Linked DNA regions of Homo sapiens: region 1 is linked to region 2. A link is an interaction called in ENCODE POLR2A ChIA-PET data of the cell type or tissue named here. Cell type or tissue: A673. All regions are shown on one strand. Links, peaks and the distances in the headings refer to the core of each region. The heading gives the core; the rest is flanking DNA.

Region 1 (8,074 bases), core at 4,865-7,364, 440 kb before region 2:
GTTCTTGGGGCCACATGGTCACACCTGGCAGGGAAGCTCCGGAGGGAAGGATGGCCTCATAGGAGTCACAGGCCTTTAGAACAGGGAACTGGGGGAACCTGGAGGGCATCCATTCTAACATCACGCAGAAGGAACCTGAGGCTCAGAGAGTGGGCCAGCACAAAGGCCTCCTGACTCTGCCCAGGGCCGTAGAGACACCTACTCCCACAGCTTCCTCAGGTGGAGCTAATGAGAGTAGCTTCCTGTACCTTGGACAGTCCCTGGAGGAAACTTTGCACATATGGGCACCTTGGTGCAAATTACAAAAGGTACCTCCTCTAAACTGACAAATTATAGAAAGGCATCTCTTTTTCTGGTCTGACCCACTCTAGCCAGGGCAAGGCTTAGGAGACAAATGGGCCTTCATGTGTCCCTCAGCAGAATGCCCTTCTTCAGTGCCCCCTTGCACAGCCTCACATGGCACCCTATGCTGGTACATCACGTGACTGGGTACAGTGCTGCTATAACTGGTGGAGGCAGTCTCTGTGTGAGGCACACATGACCTCAGGCTGGTTTGCCAGCCCCAAACTCTCCCTTTTTTTGCCTTGCTCATCAGGGTGTTTTTGCTCCAGTTTGGTAAGTTACATCGCTAATTTCTATATACACAACCATGTGTCTTGCCTGTGATTCTTCTGCAAAGGCACCTTATGGGTGGACGAAGGCTCTGATCTCACTCTTTGTGAGTGTGGAATGTATGCAGACACAGCCAAATGGACCATTAAAGTGTTTCCCCACCCACTTCCCCAAGCTGAGTGCAGCCTTTCCTGAAGCCCTGGTGTTTCAGAAAGACCAGGGTCCGCCCCAGGAGCTCTAAACTTACACACACATAGAAATATGCTTCCCGGCACCCTCAACTTACACACACATAGAAATATGCTTCCCCGCCTTCCCCTGCTGACTCTTACATGACTGGCTGCCAGCAGGACAGCTCCTGTTAGGAATCCGTTTGTGTGCCATGGGGAAGGTGGGGAAGAGCATGGCTTCAGAGCCATGTGCACCTGGGTTCCAGGCCAGCCCTGCCAGCTGGGGCTCTGCCATCCTCGGCCAGTTGGTTTAGGGCAGCCTGGGTTTCCTCATGGTGAAATGCTGGTGGTACAGAATGACACGTTACCTGTGTCATAGGGTTGATTATGAGCATCACATGGGGTGACATGTAGAACGGCTTAGCCCAGAGCCTGGCCTCCTCTGTAAGAGTGGAAAACCTGGGTTCCTTCTGCCCTCATCTTATTAGTAGCTGTGATGGGCACACACTCAGCCAAGCACTGAGGTAGGCAGCTCTGCGTTTCAGTTCTCTTAGTCTTCTCCAGAGTCCTAGGAGGTGGGGCTGTCATCATCCACTTCATACATGAGGGAACCAAATCCAGAGAGGCTGAGCAGCTCGCCCAGGCCACCCGTGTCTGTGGCACCTCCAAGCCCTGCATATGCGTGCCCCAGGCTGGAGTGCCTGCTGGTCTGTGTCGCATTCCTCCAGCCTGGGGAAGTGAACCTGGGGGCTTCTTGAGGGCTCCTGCTGTGCTTCCTGTGCTGTTCTTCCCTGGAGCTGAAAAGGTAGCTGGGTGGTGGGGGATCACTGAAGCCTGTGCCTACACCCTCACCCCTGCCTCTGCTAATCCCAGCCCCATCTGATCCCCAGCAACAATCCCAAACAAATGCAGCACAGGAGCAAGTGAAGGATGGGCCCCCTGGCAGAAGTCACAAGTGGTTAATTAGACTACCACCAGCAAGGATAGAGAGAGAGAAAGTTTCCCAAGATATCAAGGTTGAGGGGAGTCTTTTCCTCTCATCCCTCTGCAGCTAAGGTAGGATCCTTCCTGCTCAGTCCCTGCCCCACCCTGACATATTTCCTCCTGCTTCAGATGTTGTGAACACAAAGATGTTTGAGGAGCTCAAGAGCCGTCTGGACACCCTGGCCCAGGAGGTGGCCCTGCTGAAGGAGCAGCAGGCCCTGCAGACGGGTGAGTGCAGGCAGTAGCCTCTCTGGGCAGGAGCGTCTGAGAGAAGGGCCCAGGCCAGCAGCCAGCAATGCTCTTCTCGCCTCCGTTCAGCATCAGGGTCCTGGCTCCATTAGTCCAGGCCTATGGGTGAAGGCACCAGGTTCAGGGAGCCCCACCTCTTTCTCTTGGGGAGATCCCCTGACACGTGTCTGCAAAACTCACCTGGATGTGTACGGCCAAATCTCTGGCCACAGCTGGGTGGTGTGGAAGTGGGGATGTCCCAAGAGGACAAAAAATTCTCCAACAAGAATCCACTACTGCCCACCAGAAGTGACCCTGGAGCGCTCGATGGGGCAGAGGTAGTGGCCCACCCTAGCAAAGCTCCCAGGAGCCCCTCACTCAGCTGGCCTCTGCAGCCCCAGAGAGCTCCACACTCCTGTGTGTCAGCAGCTTTGCTGACCCTGTCTCTCTTAATCGTAACTCTGCTGAGGTGGGATTTGTCAGCTCCATTTTAAAGATGAGCTGTCAGCTCCATGAAATGTCAGCTCCATTTTAAAGATGTGTCAGCAGCAACTGAGGCATAGACAGGTCCTGAACCTGGCTCATACTCACCTCGTTGGTTAGTTGACTCGTGGAAGAGCAAGAGTTGAATGGAGGCAGGCTGCCCAGTGCCAAGCTGGGCCTTGGTGTTCCTGGCTCTGCACTAGCCAGCTGAGGGAGGGTGCACAGAATCACCAAGAACAGGGCCCAGGCGCATGGTAAGGTCATGCCCTCTGGCCAGCATACCTGGCAGCCTATTGTTTCTCACTCCCCATGTTCCTGTCATATAGTCTGCATTTTCCACATACCTCCGATTTACCTACCTTTATATGACCTCACCTTCCATTCTATGGAGAACACAGACTCACAATACTGATGACTATTTACATGTGAGCCCACTACATTCTGGCACTGTTCTTGATGCTTGATGCAGACTCACAATACTGATGACTATTTACATGTGAGCCCACTACATTCTGGCACTGTTCTTGATGCTTGATGCACGTTAACTCATTCACAGCACACCCGTGCAGTGGTCCTGTTACTACATCCTCACCCTTATTTTCCACCGAGAAGGACCTTGTGACAGCCGAAAGGAGCAGAGCCTCACTTAGCTCTGCTATGCTGCCCCTCGAGTTATCAGCTGGGAAATCACCTTGACTCCTCAGCAAATCTATAAACCACCCTGTGTCCACAGCCACTCTCTTACCTGTTGCTTTTGTGACCAAGGCCCATCCATCTGCAAGGCCTTCCCTTCCCCGCCTGCCTCCTCAGAAACCCCCAACAGCCTTCTCACCGGATGGTTTTACACACTCCCTCCCATTCATATGCTTTCCTTCAGCATTCACACTGCCATCCTTCTGCACTCCCACCACAGGGCCTTTGCATGTGCTGTTTGGGCAACCTGAATTGCTCCCCCAAGATCCACCTAATAAATGCCTCCAGCATTATCTTCTCAGGAGTCACTAATCCCTCATCTCAATCAGCTCCTCAGTTATAAGCTCTCCCAGAACAGTGTCCTTTCTTTTATCACACTGACTGCAGTCTGTAATGATACACTCATTTCCTGATTTGTGTCTGCTGCCTCCACTAGACTATAGTAAGCCCTGAGAACACAAGGGCCATGTTTGCTTTTCATTGCCCTTGTCTCTTCCACTACCCTGCCCAGCATAGTGCCTGCCACATAGCAACACTCAGTCAATCTCTGTTGAAGGAAGGACAAACATGTAACTTTGGACAGCTTGCTTGGCATGGCAGGTAGGAAGAGAGTGCTCGAGAAAGGGAGCATCTCCAGAGGTGTTTTTGACTTCATGTAATAGGAAACCTATCAGTGGCTTAAACAAAAAGTAAGTCTGCAAGTAGGTAGTTATAAGTTTTTGTTCAGAAGTTTCACCTCATGGTCTTCAGATGGCTGCCCCAACTCCAGGCATCATGAGTGCATTCAAGGCAAGAAGGAGGAAGAGTAGCCCAACCACATCTGTCTCATTTATAGGGAACGTAGTCTTCCACTTCCATCTCATTGACAAGAAATCTATCATATGGCCACCTGCAGCTTTAAGAACATCTGAGAATGCAAGAATGTAGCTTTTCCAGCCTCTATAGTGGAGGTGGACAAGAGAGAAGGGATTTGGAGGCAACAGTGCCTGGCACAGCGGGTATGTTTAGAATGAGCCCAGTGCCACTCTGAGCCTCAGTTTCCTCATCTGTAAGGTAGGCAGGGTAAACTCTAAGGTCTCTCTCATGTCTAAGCTCTGTGCTGTGCAAAGTCAATGTAACCCAGGCATCAACTGCCACCTGGGGTGAGGTAATGAGGTGGGGACCTCCCTGAAAAAAGTTCATGACATATGGAGGCCCAAAGCATGACATATGAAAGCCCCCATGTCTGCTGATTTCTAGGAAGCTGCTGGGCTTCTTGGGGCCTTCTCCTGTTCATTGTCCTCACAACCCAAAGATCACCTTTTCAATAAACCCACCCAAAGCATTGCAGAGCTCTGTTGACCTAACCAGAGTTGAAGGAATCAGGGGGCAACCTTTCCCTCCTCCAACCAGCATACACATGGGAGGTTCCCACCTGGTACATCTCTGCCAGGCACAAGGAGGCAGAGGTGATGCAGCCAGGGCCCTGCTCCCTGGGAACCTCAATATATTCATGGAATCACTTGAGCCCTTGAAAGCTGTGTAGGAATCAGAGAAGATAAAGAGGGTTGATTCCAAGCAGATGGCAGGGCAGGAGCAGAGGTGTGGAGGACTAGCATAAATCGACAGGATCATGAATAGACCAGAGCAACAAAATGTTGGCAGCAATGATAGTATCACGAGAAGTAGCATTGACTGAGGACTACCTATGTGTTGGAGGGAGGTTCAGGTGAGGGTCCTAGGAAGCAACTCTGAGATGGAGTTTAACCCACAGGAGACTTATCAGGAGATACCCTCAGGATCAACCCCTGTGCTAGGGAAGGGATGGAAGGAAGCAGGAGTGGGCAGAAGGAGAAGTCGAGCTGTACTGTGGTGCCACGAAAGCCTCAGCTGACTTCAGGAGCCCTGATGACGGGATGACCCTTCGGCACTGTCCTGAGTCGGGGCAAGAGGGCTTATGGGTCAGTCTTGGGTGTAGGCTGCTCTAGGGAGGGGCACGGCCTTGGAAGAGATGGCTGTCTTCTGCTGAGGCAGTCCCTGCAGGAGGCTGAAAGCTGAGGACTTTCTTCCTGCAGCATTCCTGGCAGCCAGGGCAGTGAATCCTTCATCCCCAACAAAAGTCTAGGTAGCACGTCAGTGTTACCAGCAGGAAGGAAAGGCAATGAAGGCCGCTTGGCTAAGCTGTAGGATAGCACGAGGTAGGACAGCTGACTTGGGGCAGAGTCTGTGGGTAGACACCTCTGTAATGCTTCAGGCCCCATGTTTAAAGTCGGTTGTGGTGTCAGATGCCCATGGGGACACTGGGATGCTGTCCATTGATATTTGTTGAGTGAAATGGAAGTAACTGAGTGGGAATGGATAGAGGGGAGTGCAGACATCCCCCAAAGTGGTGGGGTCACCAGCAAGAGGACAAATGCAGACATACACCTGTCTGTCAAGATATTCCTTTCCACAGAAATCTTTAGTAAAAGGTGAACGATTTATACGATCTCAGGAGAAATCAGAGTATGTCTAGATATTTCAGCTAGAAATCAAGCTGAAAATGCAAACTGCAAAACAAAAATAGATTTTATCCTCCTAACTTGACCAAATATGTGCCTTCATCACAACCTTTGGGGCCAGGCTCAAACTGAGAATTTGTGGACACCTCAGAGTCCCTTGCCTGATCGCCGGCCTCTGACCACAGCCTGTGCCCAGCACTTCCTGTCTTCTCTCTTGCAGTCTCAGCTCTATCCACTCAGCCCCACCCTACCAGCCCTCAGGAGAACTGACCCTGCAAAAGGCACTTGGCAGGCCCTGGAAGCTTGCTTGGGCTGTTTGGGTAGGGATTTGGGGCCCTGGGTACATGAAGTGTGGCCTAGGCTGTAGGTGGGCAGGTGCCCTGGCCCTGCAAGCTGCTTGATCTTAGGGAGGGGCATGGAGGAAGGAGAACCAGAGCAGGTGGCTGTGGCTGGGCTCCCTGGGAAGCTGACTCTGAGACAGAGCTAATTTGTTAGGGTGAGCCCTAGGAGCCACACATGTGGGGGCGGGGGGAAGAGGAAGTGGGCAGAGGGAGAGCTGAGCTGCAGTGCAGGCACCAGGCCAGCCTCTGTGACCCAAGGAGATGGGGTGGGTAAAGGCCAGAAATGACTGAGGTGGAGGCCTGGGAAGGGGTGTCAGCTGGGGCTGGGTGCTTCTGTAGCACAAGGGCTGCCTTTTCTCCCAGCCGCGGGAGCACCAAGACCTCCTGAGTGGGGATCTGGATCTGTACATTAGTGGCCACCACAGCCAGGTCCTCAAAGTGCATGAACCATCAGGACCCCTTTTGCCTGGGTCTAAGGGGCTGTCAGGACTGATGGGATAAACGGGATGGGATGGAGGACGGTGGGCTTGGCCTGGGCGGTTGGCTCTTTGCCTGGGGAACAGGGGGACCTTCGGTGACAGCCATTTCTCCCCACTCCCAGTCTGCCTGAAGGGGACCAAGGTGCACATGAAATGCTTTCTGGCCTTCACCCAGACGAAGACCTTCCACGAGGCCAGCGAGGACTGCATCTCGCGCGGGGGCACCCTGGGCACCCCTCAGACTGGCTCGGAGAACGACGCCCTGTATGAGTACCTGCGCCAGAGCGTGGGCAACGAGGCCGAGATCTGGCTGGGCCTCAACGACATGGCGGCCGAGGGCACCTGGGTGGACATGACCGGCGCCCGCATCGCCTACAAGAACTGGGAGACTGAGATCACCGCGCAACCCGATGGCGGCAAGACCGAGAACTGCGCGGTCCTGTCAGGCGCGGCCAACGGCAAGTGGTTCGACAAGCGCTGCCGCGATCAGCTGCCCTACATCTGCCAGTTCGGGATCGTGTAGCCGGCGGGGCGGGGGCCGTGGGGGGCCTGGAGGAGGGCAGGGGCCGCGGGAGGCCGGGAGGAGGGTGGGGACCTTGCAGCCCCCATCCTCTCCGTGCGCTTGGAGCCTCTTTTTGCAAATAAAGTTGGTGCAGCTTCGCGGAGAGGAGAGGCGCTGCAGTCTGTGCTGTGTCCGCGGGGCGGGGAGGAGGTCCCAGGAGCCGGTTCGAAAGCTCCCTCCGTGATGAAGTAGGCGAGAAGGGAGGAGGTGAAGGAGGGCGAGCTGAGCACACGCGCTTCATGCCACAGGAGGGTGGGAATGAGCGGAGGACTGAGGAGAGGAAGGAGGGAAAGAATAGGGAGATGAAAACGCCCCGGTCTGCTGCTAAGCACAGCACAGTTACCAAAGCCAGGAAACTAACACTGACACGATATTTTATTTACGTTACAGCTCTATTCAAAGCTCCAGGCTTCTTTTTGTAGAATCGTTTCCATCTGCTGGAATCCAGCATCGCCCCCACCCCCCGCCCCATTTCTAGGGGGATGCCCCCACTGCTGACCTCTCCTGCTGTAGATCTATTTCTGGGAGGCACTGACATGCTGACTCTTGCTATGGGGTCGGCGGGGAGTGGGGAGCTGGGCATTCCCCTTCTTCCTCAGGACATCCCGGGAGCCAAATACGACGGCCAGCACTGCCCGACCCGTGCGTCCTTTTCCTTCCCACTCTTCACAGAAAGCTGCTCAGGGGTCCAGGCGCAGGCATTTTAAATACGTTGTCTTATTTCACGTGATCCACCCAGGACAAGCTGTGCTATTATCACCATTTAAAATAAGCAAAGTGAGTTGAAACTCAGGGAGGTTTGGGGACTTCCACTGGTCCTGAAGCTGGTAAGTAGCAGAGCCGGGATTTAACCCAGGGCTGTTTCCAAAGGCCTTGGCCTTTCCACCACCACTGCAATGCTTGCTTCGTGTGGCCAGAACGTCACTGAAATAAAACATCAGAGAAGTGGCCCAGTGGTCCTCAGAGGCTGTTGGCCAGCTCTTGGCCTGACCTGGCCCACCCAGCCATCGTGGGCCTGGCTCTAGTGACCCCTCCTGGGGGA
Region 2 (10,500 bases), core at 4,075-6,574:
CCTCTCTTTCCCATAGCTCTGGGCTGTGCACTTGTATGTGTGGCTGCTTGGTGCCTCTTTTCCTCTTGCCCTGAAATCCCATGAAACCACACCTTGTTGGCAAGTCATATATCATTAGCAGGATGCCTTGCTCCGAATGGATTATTTCCCTGCTGGGTTAACAGCACCTGCATTGGAATTGAGATTCTTGGATAGCACAGTGGTATTTGCAAATAAATGTTTTGCATTGTGATGCTACAACAAATGGATTTTGCTTGGAATACATATCACATTCCAATGAGAGGTTGACGCAGGGCTATCATAGGGAGGCTTTACTATATTTATGTATTTGTCATGTCTTCTCTAAAGTCAAACAAGGTAAACATCATGCCAAATGGGTTTTCTTGTTTTTTGTTTTTTTGAGACAGACTCTCACTCTGTCACCCAGGCTGGAGTACAATTGCACTATCTCGGCTCACTAGAACCTCCGCCTCCTGGGTTCAAGCGATTCTCCTGCCTCAGCCTCCCGAGCAGCTGGGATTACAGGTGCCTGCCACCATGCCCAGCTAATTTTTGTATTTTTGTTAGAGACGGGGTTTCACCATGTTGGTCAGGCTGGTCTCAAGCTCCTGACCTCGTGATCCGCCCGCCTCGGCCTCCCAAAGTGCTGGGATTACAGGGGTGAGTCACTGTGCCCGGCCGGGTTTTTTTAATGTATAAATCTTCATGCCAGAGTCAAAGCAGGACAGGGGACTAGAGTGCGAGAGAAAGGTCATTCCTCCAGCACATTCTAGAGGGAATGTCTATATTTTTAAACATCTTGCTGCCTTCATAATTGGTTTTCCTTTTTTAGAACTTAATTATATATTGTGCCTCCCCCCCCACCAAAAAAAGAAATTTTGGCAACAAGAGTAAGTTTTAGAAAAATATATATAAATCATAATTCAAAAATAATTGCAAATCAAATCATACCAATTTATAAGTATGCTAAGTGTCAAGCTTTTAAAAAGTGTACATTTTAATTAGATGTTGTTGTTCAATCTTGTGTCTTCCATTCTCTCAAATCTGTGTCCAGCTCTTAAGGTTTTTGATTATCCACCCTTCCCTTAGTAGCTAATACATCCACTTGTTTTACAGGGTCTGTACTTCTCAGTTTGCTTGCACTTTTTTTTACCTGGGTCTTCTAAAACGTATCATGTTTTAAACCCACTTTTTCTAGAATTCTCATTTGTGGTCATGTCGTACCTTGTTCTTAATGCTTCAGCTCAACTTTCTGTCTTAGGAAGTATGGATTTATTCTTAGCATTACTTCTGCTTCTTTGAAGAGAAAGTCATATTAGCCGCGTTATATTTAATCCTCTTTTTATCCCCAGCTTTTTAGTTTTAATGTTTCTCTCTCTTATTCCTGATTGTATTTTGTATTAGTAAAACCTTTTTGATTGGATGTTACTTCAGCCCATCTTTTATTGGTGCATGTTCTTAAACACTGGCTCATCTTGACTCATGAATGCCTAGTTCTGTTTCAATTTCTTCAAACATCTTCGTTCAGATGGTGTACCCTAGAGTGACAGTGGCAGTCTTTTCAGACACATCCTAGCACAAACGGATTTAAGGCCCCTTTGCAAACCACATTACTTCTATATAGGCCAAATGGCAACCACAGGGAAACTTTATAATCAGAAGATCTGGATAATTCATTATCTTGGATCTGCTGCTGATGGAGTTTAGGGAAATCACATGACCTCTCAACCCCATTTTTAAAATTTATTAAATGAGAGGCATTGAATAAGTTAATGATTTCCAAAGTGTTTCAAAGCCTTGGGAGTCGATAGGGAAGTATTGAGGAATTAGAGGAGAGAAAGGGCATTTCTTTCAACTCTTACATATTGGGTTCCCTCAGATTCGATTTGAAAAAGGTTTCATAGCACTTTTAAAAAGAATCTAAAAACCTGATATTTTCCCAGGTTTTTGGATTCTGTGAGCCAGTGGGATTTTAAGATTGGCCAGTATATGGAAGAGGTACACGTACCAGTCCTGTCTGCCAGATGTAAAGACATGAAATGAGGCGAATACCATCTATCACTGTAATTACAACACTAAAAAAAAAAAAAAAAAAAAAAAAAAAAGAAGGATATAAACTAAACAAAAACCCCAAAAAAACAAAAATAGCTCTTTAAACAGCTGTAGCACCGTAACTACTCACATCTTATTCTGGTGGAGCCCTGCTCTGGGCCAGCCCAGGATTGAAGGAAAGGTTATCAGCAGCTATTGGAAAAGGTACTTTCTGAAGCCCTGTTCATCAGAAAACAGTCATGAATCATGTGTTTATTATACAGTGGGGACCGAAAAGAGCTTGCAGAGTTGTTCGAGATGTTGATTTCATTTAGTTAATTTTAAAAATTTCTTTTGGTTTTTCACAATATTCATAGATTTGGTTAGGTTTTAAGCAGGCATTGTTCCAGAATTAGCATATGAAAACATTCACATTTCATCCTATTTGAATCTGTCATCCTCATCAAGATCTGAATATTTTAAGCAAGGTACCTCCATAAGAAGTTTCCCAGCCTTGACGATTACATCTAGAAGAAAAAGCACAATGAGAGGGTGAATACACTAGTGGCTCGGTAATGCTGGTAAAGGAATGGACGTAAAGTGCTATCAGAATTGGACTTAGTCAGGGAGATTGAGCCAATTTTCAGATCATGTAATGTGGATTTGATATGATGGAAAGACATCAGATCCCATTAGACCACATATGGATTTGCTTGGAAGTTAAATGGAGCCTCATTGGTCTTTGGAGAGGAAAAGCTATTGGTCATTTTCAAAGTTTATAATATACTTGCGTGCTCGTTGACATTTAAGACCCCCTACATTGCTCTAAAAATTGAAAAGCATTCTAGAGTACTTAATTTTATTAGAAGATTAATTGTTTATTAACATATTAGTATATAATTAACATATTCAAGATCTACTTTTGCTACAATGACATCGAGGCATTACTGTATCAGCTAATATAGATATATATGTATCAGGATGTTGAAACTTTTATAATCCATTGATGTTAGTTAGGCAACTTGGTTGCAAACAACATAAAGTTACTCTGATTAACTTAAGCCAAGGAGGAATTGATTAGAAGAGAATCAGGTTACTCACAGTTGAATGAGAATGCCGGGGATCCAAGCTCAGGCAGAAATTAGGGGAGAACAAGGGCACAGCCACAATCTTTTCCCAAAATGGTCTGGTTAAGCCATTGCTGCCATTGGTACCAGCATCTCCAGCCTCTCAATCTGGTGTGGCATTTAAGCCAGTTGATCCTGTGCCTCTGGGTCACCCTACAGTGTTCTGAAACTGTACTGAGCCTATGACTGGTTATACTCCTTAGTGTCAGTGGGGAAGGGAGTGGGATGTGGTGGCAAGTTTGTCCCCTTTCAAGCGAGTAATGAACCAAGAGACCTGAGTACAGTGGTCTCAGGCCTGGTTCCAATTAGCTGAGTGATATGGGGCAGATTGCTCTCTCCTGGGCCTGTCTGTCCTCATCTATAAAGAGAGAGGATTCTGATGACAATGTCAGCCCCATGGCTCTATGACCAGAGTCTTCCTTCTAGGAATAAAATAAAAATATAAATAAGATAATAGAAGCAGATGGATCTCTAATACATGCCTTTTAGTTAGAGTATGATAAGCTGAAGCCATCTGAAATACAGATATGGGAAAGCTGAATTTAAGAACTGTTGTTATAAAGTAGTAATTGCATAGCAGAGTATCAGACTGAATATGGACTTGGGAGTCAGCTACATCTTGCTTCAAGTGTTGCTTCCACAGCTCTATCCCATACTTGTGGAGTGACTTGGGGAAAAGTTCTGAGACTTGTTTCCTCATCTGGGATGTGGAGTATTACTACTTGACTTGTGCTGTTGATGTGAAGATTAAATGAGGCAACATACATAAAAGTGCCTGGTACTTAGGAAGTATTCTGCAAAGGTTATTACTTCCCTTCCCAGATGCCTGGGGATCTGCTTCTGTAGTACTGCTCTCTAATTCTCTCCCTTGAGTACAGGGAATTAAATGGTAATTTAATGAGCATTTGCCCAAGATAAGGCACAGTTGTAGGCTTTGGGCCAGGCCCTGTGTGGAATATAAAGAAAAATCAGAGTTTGCATTAGAGCCATAGAGATCACAGGCCAACATTTCCCTGTGCCATACTTTCTGAATTCAGATCAGGAGCACTGTGGGATTAAGAGTTGCAGCCTACACAATAACAAACTTAGCAGTTATGTTTTTGTCATTGTTGTTGCTTTTCATTTTTATTGTAAAATGAAATATGGGTGATCATATAAGTATATAGCCTATTGAATTATTTTAAAGCAATAGTTTGCATAGATAGATGACAAATATGAAAGATGCTTTGGGTGCGTGTGTGTGTGTGTTTTTGTTTTTGTTTTGTTTTTTGTTTTTTTTTTGAGACAGAGTCTTGCTCTGTCACCCAGGCTGCAGTACAGTGGTGTAATCTCGGCTCACTGCAACCTCTGCTTCAGGGTTCAAGCAATTCTCCTGCCTCAGCCTCCCAAGTACCTGGGACTACAGGCAAGCACCACCACGCCTGGCTAATTTTTGTATTTTTAGTAGAGACGGGGTTTCACCATGTTGGCCAGGCTGGTCTCAAACACCTGACCTCAGGTGATCCGCCCACCTCAGCCTGCCAAAGTGCTGATATTACAGGCGTGAGCCACTGCACCTGGCCTGTTGTTGTTTTTTTTTTTTTTTTATCACACATTAACATAGGAATCTTTGTGCTGTAGCCAAATGTTTATACAAATTAATGTCATGTTTCCCTTATATATTTATAAAATTAATACTTTTTAAATGCAAAGATAAAATTTATAATGTCCTATGTATGATATTGTTTAGTTGTGGAACACTCATGAATGACTTAGGGTTTCAAAATTCATAAACTTGAACTTAATTTTTTTAGTTCCTAGACTATGGGAGAGAATGTACTAGACACACTTGCCAAAGATGTGAATTATGACCTTTGTTTGTTAATTTTCTTCTTTCCGTGAAACCGTGACTCCCTTGGGACAGCGAAATCGGTCAAACCCATCTCACTGAACTGAGTCATAATGAATGCATCTGTTTCTAACCTTTCCTGGCTTCCTCTGACTTAGTGAACAAGGAGAGAGCTAAATCCTGGATCTTCTTTAGTGTCCCTGCTTTTCCTACCTTAACAAGCTGCAAATCATTTGCTTTTTCTTAAATAAGCCTTGTGCCTCTACTTCTTTGTTCTCCTTTCATTTGCACAGGCCATGCAGGACGCGTTGGCAGACCTTCCAGAATGGTATGGAATAAAAGGCATGCAAGCCCACTGGATTGGGGACTGTGTGGGCTGCCACCTGGACTTCACATTAAAGGTGATTAAGTAATAGCAGCTCCAGCAATTCATGATCACAAATCTCCTCTACATTTGGGACTCACTGAGTAAACCAGCAACTTGGGACTCCACAGCACCACAGTCCAAACGTGTACAATTTTAAATTTTCTAGTAGCCACATTTTTTAAAAGTGCAAAGAACAGGTGAAATGAATTTCAATAACATATTTTATTTAACCCATTACAACCAAAATGATTCCATTTAAAGATGGGCTCAATAAAAAATGATTTATTAAAGAAAGAGTTTACATTTTAGTACAGTCTTTGAAATCTGTGTTCTACATTTATAGTACACATTAGCCATATTTCAAGTGCTATGATTCATAGCCACATATTGCTACTGGCTACCATATTGGACAGCACAGACACAGAGGGTCTTCAGGGGTCCATGAACTCCCTGAAGTTTTATGTGCAAAATGTTTGGGCATTTTCCTGAGCAATGGGTCCATTACTCTCACTATAGTCTCAAAGGGGTTCATGTCACAAAGCAGATTAAAAGCCAGGGAAGCAGAAGCTAACTGTGACATCATTTCAAAACTAGATAGACTTAGAGCTTAGGGATTGTGTTTGAAACTGCTGTGGAAACAGTGCTGAAAGGTCACAACATAAGGCCCACCTATTCTAGAAGGGGTCCCTAAAACTTCTTTGTCTCTACTGACTAGAGAGTTGTTCTATTGATATTTTTTTTACCTGGGCATTCTTTTTTTATCCTTCTGATTTCTCCTTCTGTCATCAAGACTTTTCTGCTCTGTTCATTTAGCGTCAAACCTGCCCTCACTTTCGTCCCCGTCAAAACCTTTAGGAGGAGGAAGCAGCAGCTGAGACAAAGTTGGCCTTCCTTTCTAGACTCTTGCCTGCTGACAACCATACCTGGTGTCTGCAAGCACCTGCCGCTTGCCACTCAGCTTATAATTCCCTGTGCAGCCTCCTCACAAAAGTGATCCAACTTACTCCAACTGCAAACATGGAAAGCCTCCCATAAGGGAGTGTGTACTTTGGAAACATTTCAATACAAATCCTGGACTGAGCTTTTCCTCTTACCGCTTTCCCAAGAAGGTGGCGAGAGTTCTGAAATTCAGTCCTGCTGTGACTTGTGTTTAAATCTGCAAGGCCATCTCTTTCAGGGCCTTTGCATTTGCCTGAGTCTGGTCCTCATGTTGAAGGCCTTTGCTTCTTAACTAGCATTCGGTGTGGGTCTCTGGGCCTGTCAGCTACTGTGTGTGGAATATCTTCTACACTTTCTTCTTTGCCCAACATTTTACTGTGAACATGTTTTTATCTCCATTCCTGGAACCACCTGAAAATAAGATGGGGCAACATAGTGTCTCAGGAAGGAAGCATCTCAGTCCTACAGGGTAGACCACATCTATGCCTCTGTGTCCCCAATTCTGGCTCCATAGGTGACACCTAATTGGCAGTTAGGCCAAGTGGTAGACTGTCTTTTAGTTCATTATTGGCACTCTGTCAATGTGTTTGAATAAATGCATGAAGGAAGTAGCACCTGTCCACTCTGTGTCCTCCATGTCTGTCACATTATTTGGCACTCAGTGGATGGCTAATGTGTGCCTCTTCCTTAAAAGGCATTTTAACCAGCTCTAGGGACTCATAGTCATGAACTCAGCTCAGGCCATCCTTTCTCTCTTCAAAGCAGTAATAACCTTGGCACCTGTTTTTCTTGTTAGAAAAGTAGATGCCTTTTTTTTTTTTTTTTACCGTACCCTTATATCCTTGAAGAAAATATAGCTTCTTTCTCAGAACACAAACACTATAACACTAATAGTTATTTTTGATTTGTAAACAAAGGAGCCAGAAAAACCAGGAAAGTATCTTTCTGAGCATTCTTGGACCACCTTCAACTTGGGAATGCCTGCATGCCTGGTGTGGGGCAAGTGGTAGGGGGTGTTTCTGAAAGAGGAACTGTGATCCTCTTCTCAGCTTCTTCCAGGCACCATCTCAATCCCCACACCCCTGGCCCAGTGGTCAGAGCTGTGGTCACTGTTGGGGAATGAGGAGGGAAGGGGAAGGGGATACAGTTAGGGAGCAACACAGCCCAAAGGGAGGACTGAGAAATGACATCACTCTTCTTTCCTATCACCAGGTTCATGGGCAAGCCACGGGCGAAAAGCTGACTGCCTATACGGCCACCCCTGAAGCCATTTATGGCACCTCCCACGTGGCCATCTCGCCCAGCCACAGACTCCTACATGGGCACAGCTCTCTGAAGGAAGCCTTGAGGATGGCCCTTGTCCCTGGCAAAGGTGAGCTGGCAAGTTAACGGCTCAGGTGGTAGGATTGCTACCTTACATTTGGATGGCGCCTCCCAGAGTTCAAGGTCCTTTCCTCTATGTCATCTTGCGTGGGTTGTTCTTTGCCTTAGCCTGATTTTTTATGTTTTTATTTTGAAACATGAGGATAAAAAAGAGCTCTGAAAATATTTTTATTACCTCTGGTTTCTCCATGAGATACTAGTTTGTCTGTGTCTTGAGCTTCTGATTGAAAGCTCAGCTCTCTCCCTTTCAGTATAATCTAAAGTTCTTTTCTCCTAGTTATAAATTAGGAGAAGATATAGGAATCTATTCTATTAGGAATAGAATCTTCTCATAATTTATAATTTCACCATCAACTAAAACTACACTGTCAGAGACCAAAGGGAAGCCAGTAAGAATGAGAGCAAACTTTTCCAACTCAATTTTATTGTTTTAAAGAATTCATGTGGTCATCTGAGCAGTGTCCTGCTCCATACAGAGTTTTAACATACCTGCTTTATGAATGGATCAAGCTGACCTAGAATCGGCATATCAAGTTGTACTTGGTCTGTGAAGATTTGAAGATTCTGTGGTTGCAAGCAACAGATTCCATCTCTGACTAACCCAGAGGAAAAGGAGAACACATTGGAAGGCTGTGGGGAAGCCCGTTGCTAGAGGAACAGCTGAAGAGGCAGTCCGAAGGGGGACTTGGAGAGTGCAGCCCCAAGAGTTTGGAGAACAGGAACTCACAGACAGTCCCCTGAGTGCCACTGTCAGTAATTCTACTCTAACACCGCCTTCAGTGCCTGAAGCACTTGGTTCAAGACTCCTCTTGCAGGGAAAGGTGTTTGACTGCTGTAACTGGGGCCCCCAGCCTATTTCTTGGCAAAGAGAGGCCAGGCACCTTCCTTGGTAGACCACAAAGATTGTCCCCAGGGAGGGAGGGGGAGCTCTCCAAAACAAACTTGAGGGCTCTTACCAGATAAGGGGATATGAAGCCTGGGTAGACAAAAAGAAATCCATTCTAAGTTAGAAATAAGTCTCTGAAGTAATTTAAATATTTCCACAAATATCTCATCCCTATTCTCTTTCATGAACTATAAACTTCAACCCAAAGTATACAATCTGAATTATTGGGGTCTGAAATAGCATTTGACTAAAAAAATGTTTTGGATGATGATATTAAGTTGCCATCTCTGAAATGACCAGAATGAAACATTTCCTAATACTAGGTTGGAGAGATAGACAATGTCATCCCAATTTCTCTCTGCTTAAGACTTTGTTTACTTAGACCATTAAAGCCGGATTCAAATCAGTGAGCACTTTCTAAAGAGCCTGCTGCATGCACTCTTGGTGGGGCATAGATGAGCCATTCCAGTCTTAACTGGATGCCCCAGAGAGGCAGAACAGAGGACAGCCAGATGCATATGCCACTCGCCCCACACAAGGCAGATGTCACCTCTCAGTTTCACCTCTTTGCAATATGTATTGAAATAGAGAAAAGAGTCTTTTGAGTTAAAATTTCTATGCATGCTTATAAAGCCCAATATAGCTGTCTCTCTCAGGTTTATTTTCTTTCCTTGCTCAAAAGAAAAACTGGATATGTTTCAACTGTTTAGTTTAAAGGGAAATCTCATAGTTTTACTCTCATGAGCAATTTGATATTCCTTGAGGGCTATGGTGGCTGAATAATATCTAAAATTGAAAAACTAAAACATGTAAACATCTCTAGCCCTTACATTTTCTCTTATGGCTAAATTTGGGGACACAAATGAAAATAAGGTACTATTAATAGGGGAGCTATGATTTGTTAATGAGCTAACAAATTATAGAGGATGGAGTTCCTGAGATGAAAGGCACTGTATAAATTCAAAACATTTTCATATGTAGGAAATGGAGAAATTTTTTTTAGTACACGCAAACAGCACTGTTTTCATGAACACATGGATATCGACACACCTGACCTGGCCTAGTCATTTCATTTTGGCAAATTTAGTGCCAAGTGTAATGTTCCATTTGAAGGGCTCATTAGTTACTTTCTCCCCTCTTTTTAATAATCTCTGAAATTATTCCAAATGGAACATTACACTTGGCAGTAAAATTTTCCAATTCTAATTTTCAGAGTAGAAATACTCTTTTTGCAGATGTCAATATATTCAAAATCTCTAAATTAATTTGCACATCACGTCCCTGGATTTTTGACATCATAGTCACAGAAGGCCAGTACAGTGCATTGAGTGTAATACAATGTTCCCAAAAGATGAATTCAGATTACCTAGGAATGTATGATTTATGCCTCTTCTGGCCTTTGGGATTACATTTTAAACCAGGATGTTGTATCACTGCTGTCATTTACCATTGCTGACCACCTCATTTTTTTTCATTGAATGTCAGATTTTAAGGATGATTTGTGTTGAAGCAGTGACCACCGAGTGTCATGGCAGCACACAGTTGTGACTAAATTTATCACTTGCAGGAGTTTCAATTCTCAAACATGAGCTCCTGTAGTTGCTAAGTTTGTTTCTACATATCGGCTCCTGATTTGGCCTGAGATGACCAAGATTCTGGTCCTAGAGCCATCCATATGACTTAAGGAAGGTCACGTAAGCTTTGTAAGTTTAGCCTTCCTGGCAGAGCTTGTATTGGGGCTGTCAGCCAAGGTGGTCTTGGAGGACCTTGTGGGTAGAGAAGAAGCTTTGAGGGGCCCTGTGGAGGAGAGTGACACATGTGGCCAGGGTGATGCTAGAGTGGCAGGCTGGCTGACCCCATTAATTGTGGAAAGAGATGGCGAGGCCCCCAGAACAGCAGGGATCAGGATGGAGGGAGGGAACAGGTCTGAGAAGTCTGT

The links. ChIA-PET counts read pairs that join two places held together with the same protein. Peaks named below come from ENCODE experiments on the same cell type or tissue, not always from the same donor. Only the 100,000 strongest peaks of a DNase experiment are listed, where the experiment ranks them.
Region 1: POLR2A ChIA-PET joins it to region 2 with 6 read pairs; 5 of 35 experiments call an interaction of 5 or more read pairs at or near these places.

What each region holds. Positions count from the first base shown.
Region 1 is chr3:45,028,932-45,037,005 of GRCh38, forward strand. CLEC3B (C-type lectin domain family 3 member B) reads left to right here. Exons shown (of 3, transcript NM_003278.3): 2 at 1,896-1,994; 3 at 6,593-7,140. The coding sequence ends at 6,993. It also overlaps the pseudogene RNU5B-3P. Among named protein-coding and RNA genes, the nearest start is that of CLEC3B, 6.7 kb to the left of the region's middle. RefSeq lists enhancers at 5,516-6,165, 6,045-6,114, 6,166-6,813, 6,285-6,344. In A673, for the core only: no CTCF peak of the experiment used is centred there; no DNase peak of the experiment used is centred there.
Region 2 is chr3:45,468,964-45,479,463 of GRCh38, forward strand. LARS2 (leucyl-tRNA synthetase 2, mitochondrial) reads left to right here. Exons shown (of 22, transcript NM_015340.4): 9 at 5,280-5,387; 10 at 7,505-7,664. Among named protein-coding and RNA genes, the nearest start is that of LARS2-AS1, 35 kb to the right of the region's middle. In A673, for the core only: no CTCF peak of the experiment used is centred there; a DNase peak (open chromatin) is centred at 5,058.